2 separate regions of the Homo sapiens genome follow, and region 1 is linked to region 2. A link is a contact called in ENCODE Hi-C data. All regions are on one chromosome and are shown on one strand. The core of a region is the stretch at or near the end of the contact, and the rest is flanking DNA. Distances in the headings are between cores, read along the strand shown.

Region 1 (3,818 bases), core at 337-2,836, 420 kb after region 2:
AAGTCCTGGGTCTTAAATCAACTGAGATTGCAAATCGGGTGTTGAGCATTACTCCTTGTTTCTAACCCTACACATAGGATTAACTCCACGTGGGTCAATGGAGCAAAGATTTCTTCAAAATCAGGAGCCTGAGTAGTTTATTACTAATAAGGTGACCTTGAAAAAGATGCTTGACCTCTGTCTTAGTTTCCTCACCGCCTGATAGGGACAATGTTGTTCAATCTACCTACGTCCTAGGGCTGCTGTAGAAAGAAATCAAATGGAATCACGTACATGAACATACTCAGTCATACAATGGACTAAGTAAATAACTGTCCTTAAAACCCAGAGAGTGAGGGGCATGAGACAGGAGAGCATGGAACTAACAGCACTGGCTCTGGAATCAGACTTGATTGAGTTCAGATCATGGCTCTGCCAATTCCTACAAGAGTGACCTTGGACAAATTACTTAGCCTTTCTGGGCCTCAGTTTTCTCATCTGTAAAATAGCAATAATATAGCACTTACTTTATAGGGTTTCTTAATTAAGTTAATGTATGTCAAGAGAAGTGCCTAGCACATAGTAAATGCTCCCAAATGTCCATTATTATAAAGAATGCCACATACCTCTGGCCAGAAGCACATTCTGTGGGCTCCCACAGCCCTCCTGTGCCCATAGAAGGGAAGCACTTGCTCTGGACCTTGGCATTCTTGAAGGGATGCGTGGTGGGTCTTCCTCCAGCAGAGATGGTTCCTGGCCTCCTATTCTGGCACAGTTGACTGTGAGACCACGTGCAACTTCCACCTTCCCAAGAGCTTCAGTTTCCTGCCCTAGAAAAGAAAGGCATTCGTAATGACCTGTCCCACAAATGGTCACTTGGATTGCCTCATTTGTGGTGTCCTGGACAAAACCCCTACTCCACGATTTCCTGGATGTACACCCTACTGCAGAGGGGCGCATGAGCCCACGCATGCCACCAAATCAGCAAGAGAAGTCGAGTAAACAACCCTGGGCCTAAAGAGCTCCCTCGGGAAGGCATGGAGAATTATTTTTGCTTTAAATATCTCTAAAGAAGGTTTAGAAAAGGGACTCTCCAGCTTTTCCTTTGCCTTTACGTTTTCTGGTTAGGAACATTGAAATTTCCTATCTTGAGTCCAGGATGAAGTGGACATTTTTAAAGGGGGTTTTATTTCCAGAACACAGTCTGTTCTTCTCAGCAAAGCCCTTAATTGGAAACAGTTGTCACTGACCCCATTGGCATGCCCCAGGGTGGGGAGGGCATGCACCCAGCCTGCAGTGATTTTGCTCTGCCATTTCCAAGGAGGCAGCCTGAAGAACTGAGCCCCATATGCTGGGGGCCTCGCTGGGCTGACCAGTCTGCTTGGTAAAGGGCCGGGGCAGAGGGTGGTTTCAGCTGTGCACACTTGGTTTCTGCAGTGGTTCTAATTCAGGCTGTCCAGAGACGATCATCTGGATGACCCCTAGAAAGTTCCCCTCTGGAGCAGGAGAACAGGAGAGGAAGAGGGTGGCCATTGCACTTAGAGTGACTCTTCTGTGTTGGGTTAGCTGCTGGCTGGATTTCTGCACTTGGCTGCAGCCTCTTGTAGCTGATACATTCATACCCAGCCAGAATGACAGCCTTGGCTGCAGGTTTGGATTTCCTAACACCCAGATGTGAGCTGTGAGTGGCACACAGCAGTGACCAGTTCCTAATATTTGCTCAGATGACACAAAAGTCTTTGTCCTTGAAGCAGATCCCAAGCTAAACCTTGGACTCTGTCACCCCGGCTTCCACAGATGCTTGCTTCATAAGTCCTAAGGTAAGAAATAGCACAGCTCCATCCTCCAGCCTTACCACGAACGGATGCCAATGTGCAATCTCAGGAAGCTTCTGTGTTAGGAAGATGCTGCCGGAGCACTTGCAGTGAGTGACCCGGATCATGCAGGCCCTGTCAGATGACTTATGTCACTTTCCTCAAGGAGAAAATTACACTCTTTATACTTGGCTGAGGGGAGGAGGCATTGAGGTTTTCTTTGTGGAGGTAAAAAAAAAAAAAAAAAAAAAAGTTTTGCAGATTTTGCCTTTTTTAACCTCAAAAATATTTTTAAATGTAAGATGTTTTCTGAGGTAGAGTCTACGTGAGGTGTGACACTGTAATTGTGAATCCCACCATCCAGCTAAGCTAAGGCCTATGGAGCATAATTCACTCTTTCCTTCAGCAAATATTTGAACAGTGTAAAACTAAAACAGCCCATTCATTAAGCAATGTGCAAGGTTCTCCCGCTGAAATATCCTGGAGTCATAAGATTTGATCGCTGGGCTGCAGCAGTCAGTCTGATTAAGACCTTCAGAGACCATGAAGACAGGACCCATTAAGGAACCTCACCCCAAATTAAAGACAACACCAAATTGCATTTTTTTTAAGCATAAAGGAAGGAAATCAAGGATCTGATTTTTCCTAAAATGAATGTTTCAGTAACAAATAATCTCCACCTCTCCCATCTTCCACCCCCACTTATTCCCATCCCTCCACCCTCTCTCCACCACAATGCTCATCCACCAGAGGAAAGTGGGGGTGGGGCAGGGGTTGCACTTGAGTGACAGATGTGAGGTTATGGCTAGAAAGTGAGAGCTTAACCCCAGGGGAGAGAGTGACTTCCTCTCACAGCAAAGTGGTCTAAAGTAGGCCAAGGCAGCTGGTTGGGCGAGGAATGAGAATTCTCAAGAGGAGATGAAATTGATGCTGTAATCTCAGAGTGGGGAAGACGTAGCGGACTTTAACTCAGGAAGTTTCCATGAAAGAATTGAGAGCCTATGAGAGAGAAATACTGGAGTGAAATCAAAAGAGTTGACATGAAGGCCATGCAGAAAATTATCTTGATTCTTCCAGGAAACTAAGGACAAAAGCAATAATTCAGTTTCCGCAGAGAAATGTGTGTTCTTGGGGAAGAGTGGAGGAAATCACTCAAGGAGAAATATTGGCTTTTAAAGTCACTAGACTTAAAGACAGGGTTGGGGTCATGGAAGGGAACAGAAAACTAGAAAGGCTTGGAAATAACTTGGTGATATTTTTGGTTGATACAAGCTGAACTTTCTTTTTCTTTTTTTTTTTTTTGAGATCGAGTTTCATTCTGTTGCCCGGGCTGGAGTGCAGTGGCGTGACTTTGGCTCACTGCAACCTCCATCTCCCGGGTTCAATCAGTTCTCCTGTCTCAGCCTCCTAAGTAGCTGGGACTACAGGCACACACCACCATGCCTGGCTAATTTTTTTTTTTTTTTTTTTTTTTTGTATTTTTAGTAGAGACAGGGTTTCACCATATTGGTCAGGCTGGTCTCGAACTCCTGGCCTCAGGTGATCCACCCGCCTCAGCCTCCCAAAGTGCTGGGATTACAGGCGTGAGCCACCCCCGCCCCAGCCTATACAAGCTGAACTTTCTAAACTCTAAATCCCATAGTCTTTGGTGGACTGCATCCTAGATTCACCTTTCCTTAGCTGTGTACCAAGAGTTTGGATGCAGTAGGCACTGTGGGGAAGGGGCACTGTAGGAGCCACAAAGCGGAAAGGGTGTGAATCCCAGGGTACCCTTTGGAAAAGCCGTTGGGAGAGGGTGACCTACCCTACCACACAAGGGACAATGTAAAGTATCTGCAGGCTTCTGCTTGTGACTGCCCTGAGGCCCGGTTTTCACATAGCAGCTTTTCTGTCTATTTGTTTTACGTATTTCTCTCTAAATAAGTTTCTTTAGCTGTTTAAAAAAAAAAAAAAAAAAAAAAAAAGACAGTTCTCAAAGCAAGGTTCCCTGGACCAACAACATCAGCATCACTGGGGATCTCAGAA
Region 2 (3,881 bases), core at 1-2,500:
CGGCTGCGCGGCTGGCGCGTGAAGAAGTTGCGCATCATGCTGTGGGCTGCGCGCCGCTGCACCTTCCAGTGCTCCGAGTAGTGGCCGAAAGCCATGCTGCGGCCGCCGGACACCACACGGAAGGAGGCGAAGGCCGGCCGGTCGGCGAAGGCCGAGCCCTGCTGCACCAGGGCCTGGTGGATGGCGCGCTCGCCATTCAGCACCACTATGGGGCAGCTGCCCAGGCGGATCTGGAAAACGTCGCCGTAGCGCCGCGCCAGGCGAGCGAACGAGAGGTGAGCCGCCTGGCCCACCGCCGCCGCGTTTCCGATCAGTGGCCACGCAAACGGGCCCGGGGGCGCGGACCGGAGCTGCCGCCTCCGTTGCCTCAGCAGCCGCTGGCCCACATGCACAGTGGCCAGCACCGACAGGAGTAGCAGGAGCGTGGTCTGCTGGATGGACAGCGGGTTTAGCGGCCAAGGGTCGTTCGGGCTGAGGCTGGTGCCCATGCTGGGGACAGAGAGGAGAAGGCGTGACACTCAGGGGTGCAGAGACAGGAGCGGGCGCCCCACGCCCCTACCCCAGCCTCTGGGGACTGAGTGCCGTTGGGTGGAGAGGTCGGAGCTGACTCTCTGGAGAAATGGCCGAAGACGCCCCTTCCCATCCCCAACCCACTCTCCCTTGGAGAAGAGAAGGGGCGTGTTTCCACCTCGCTGTAACCCAGCGCCAAACCCTTCCCCTCCCCGCAAGGCGCGTAACGGTTCCTGCAATCTGGGGACAACGCTGCGGGCATCGAGGCGGTGGCGCTTGATTTCCTTTAAAGTACCTACCACGCCACCCGCTACCTGTAATAATCCATCTGAAGAGGTCGCCGGGCAGCGCCTCGGCAGACAGACTGACCTGCGGGGAGGTGCGGTTTCCAGTGGCGCGGGACAGCCGGCTCCGAGAAGGAACTGGGACCTTTGCCTAGGGCAAGACGTCAACAGGAACCCGCAGGCCCGGCCTGGACACCTGCTGCCCTCACTGGAAGCTTTAACTCCCACTCGAGTCTCTTGGCGTCGTCAGTGCCAGGAGCGCTTGGATTGGGATGGGGACGGAGAAGGGTGCCTCGCTCGCCGAGCCCCGCTGCCCTTGGGGACCTGGCAAAGTCGAGGTTTCCTCACAGCGTTGAGATTGAGACTGGGGGTCGGTGAGTGGCGTCAATTCCCATGCCCTTGCGGCTCTCACAACTGGAGTCGCAGAAGCGCTCGCTCCCACTCCCACTCCAGAGTCAAAGCGCGCCATCCCGCTCCTCCGGGTTTTAAGGACTGGGTAGAAGGAGGGCAGCGCGACCTGGCAGGGCGGGGCCTGCGGGGGGCGGGGCGCGCCGCACACCAGGCCGCTTTGACCCGGACTCCCGTCCAGGCGCACCGGCCGGCCTCGGAGCTCTACCAGCAGGCTTTCATGGGAGCGGAGGTGCCCACGTTTCCATTGTGCGGTAACCGCGCTTCATCACAGCCACCTCCAATCGAGGCCGCACGGTGTCCCCAGAACCACGCTCGGTACAACCTGCCCCGGCCGCTGCGCTCGACTTGGGAGCGCGCCCCGCCCCGAGCGCACGACCTCCCTTCCCTCTCCGCGACTTGAGCTTGCTTCCCGGAAAGCCAGTGTAGTGGCAGCGGTTTGCCTCACAGCGCCCCTGGTTGGTTGTTTAAATTTTATCTTAGGTTCTCGCAAACAAATTGCCACCTCAGTGGAGGCTCTTTGGCATGCTAAATTTTTTCCAGTTCTTGCGGCGAGATCAGGAATCCCTAAAAGTAGCCGCTCCCCCGCCCCGGGGCCCCGACAGTGCTTGGGCACACAAAGGCTCCTGGGGCGCAGCTGGCCCTGAGATTTCCCGCGTAGAGGCCACTCCAGGTGGCGCCGCCCGCTGGTGGGCGCGGGGCCGCCCAGGCTGCGATGGAAGCCGTTGGCGCAGGGCGGGGAGCCAAGCTGGGGCGACTGGGGGGGCCTGGGGGAGCTAGCGGGGCGGGACCCGAGCGGGGCGGAGAGTGGCAGGAGGAGGCGAATCTCCGCGCTCCGGCGAACTTTATCGGGTTGAAGTTTCTGCTGTCGCCTCCCCTTTGCGTGCGGAGCTGGGCTTTGCGTGCGCCGCTTCTGGAAAGTCGGCTCCAGTCATATCCCTGGGCGCTGCCTGCGGCCGCTCCTCCCGCGCTTCTCACGGCACCTGACACGCGGAGGCGGCGGCCGAGGGTGGGGTGCCGGCCACCACCACCCTTGGCGTGGGGTGCCGGCCGCCACCACCCTCGGCTGCGCACGCACAGTCGCGCCTGCCAGGCCAGCGAGGCGGACGCTTGGGCCACCACCCGCAGGCCGAGCCCGGGCGCGTATCGCCACCTCGCTGCGCACCGGCGGCTCTGTGGTCTTCCTGGGCGCGCTTGCGGTCGCGAAGGGGGCCCTCCCTTTATAAGGGAAGCCGGAGGCGCTTGGGCGGGGGTGGCTTCCCCCGCCTGGCGCGCCCTTTCCTACATGCTGATGCATAGGATTTTCAAGACAGCTAAGAGAACAAGGACTTCACGAGGCGGGGGGAAGGGCGAACTCGAGGGAAGAGGTGGGATGTATCTGGTTAACCAGGTAGGAATTGTACTGGCTTCATCAAAGGATAAATATAAAAGTGATAGGTTCACCAGGGACAACCCTGCACTTTGAGCTCCACTCGCGCTGCGAATCTCGTGCTATTATTGACCTGTTTACAGATGAATAAACTAGGGTTCAGAGAGGTTGCGTGACTTAACCCAGGTCGCGCAGCCATCAAGAAGTGGAGCCAGGGCTTGAAGCCACCAAGTCCCACTCCAGATCCTTCACATAAGTTTACACGGAAGAAAATTGCAGATAAGAGGCCCAAATGCCTTCTTTCCTGCCTCCCTTAAAAAAAAAAATGCACGTGGGGCTAGGCGCAGTGGCTCACGCCTGTAATCCCAGCACTTTGGGAGGCTTAAGCGGGCGGATCACTTGAGGTCAGGAGTTCGAGACCAGCCTGGCCAACATGGCGAAACCCCATCTACTAAAAATACAAAAGTTAGCCGGACGTGGTGGTGCACACCTGTAATCCCAGCTACTCGGGGATCAGGGGGGAAGGCAGCAGAATTGGTTGAACGTGGGAGGCAGAGGTTGCAGTGAGCAGAGATTGCACCACTGCACTACAGCCTGGGCAGCAGAGTTTAAGTGAGACTCTGTCTCAAAAAAAAAAAAAAAAAAAAAATCAGCTGGAAGAACTTTTTAATTATTGTTTTTGTTTTCATAATTGAGAATTCTGAGAATAGCAGAGAAGAAATAGTATGCTAACCCTTTGCAATTAAATTGCTTATGAGGGAGGCCAGGGGAGTGTGCCTCATAGCTGACCCTGGAATGACTGATTACATTGTAAAGAAACACAAAGGAGTGTCTGAAAAGAATCTGACTTCTTGAGAGATTGAAACCAGCAATCAATTTGCTGACCTGATAAAGAAATGTCTTTTCGTGATGGCTTTTTTTATTTTTATTTTTATTTATTTATTTTTTTTGAGATGGAGTCTCACTCTGTCACCTGGGCTGCAGTGCAATGGCGTGATCTCGGCTCACTGCAACCTCCGCCTGCCAGGTTCTCCTGGCTCAGCCTCCCAAGTAGCTGGGATTACAGGTGCGCACCACCACACCCGGCTAATTTTTGTATTTTTCTAGTAGAGATGGGGTTTCACCATGCTGGCCAGGCTGGTCTCAAACTCCTGACCTCAGGTGATCCACCAGCCTGGGCCTCCCAAAGTGCTGGGATTACAGGCATGAGCCACCGTGCCCGGCCTGTGATGCCTTTTATTCGGTATCTTTTGAAGAGTTTTCTGGAAATGATTTCACACACCATGATGGGGAACTTAGATAGTGATGGA

Evidence for each region. A loop is a pair of places that touch in the nucleus more often than their neighbours do. Pooled maps may share reads with other maps.
Region 1: a loop to region 2 is called in a map with no recorded cell type, with 7 times the contacts of the local background. The contact joins the enhancer-like site here to the promoter of CYP1B1 in region 2. A Hi-C loop is called at or near these places in 1 of 168 maps with a recorded cell type or tissue (mammary epithelial cell), 10 of 37 single-sample maps with no recorded cell type and 9 of 50 pooled maps.

Annotation. Positions count from the first base shown.
Region 1 is chr2:38,495,670-38,499,487 of GRCh38, forward strand. It overlaps LINC02613 (long intergenic non-protein coding RNA 2613), which reads right to left. Exons shown (of 5, transcript NR_110259.1): 2 at 606-809. Among named protein-coding and RNA genes, the nearest start is that of LINC02613, 18 kb to the right of the region's middle. Within about 2 kb of position 1,587, at least 5 of the 41 ENCODE cell types and tissues checked have a DNase peak (open chromatin) inside an H3K27ac peak, as active enhancers do.
Region 2 is chr2:38,074,901-38,078,781 of GRCh38, forward strand. CYP1B1 (cytochrome P450 family 1 subfamily B member 1) reads right to left here and starts at 1,251. Exons shown (of 3, transcript NM_000104.4): 1 at 880-1,251; 2 at 1-489. The coding sequence starts at 488. RefSeq lists a promoter at 1,232-2,607, cis regulatory regions at 1,246-1,253, 2,174-2,203, silencers at 1,247-1,336, 2,247-2,366 and an enhancer at 2,074-2,272.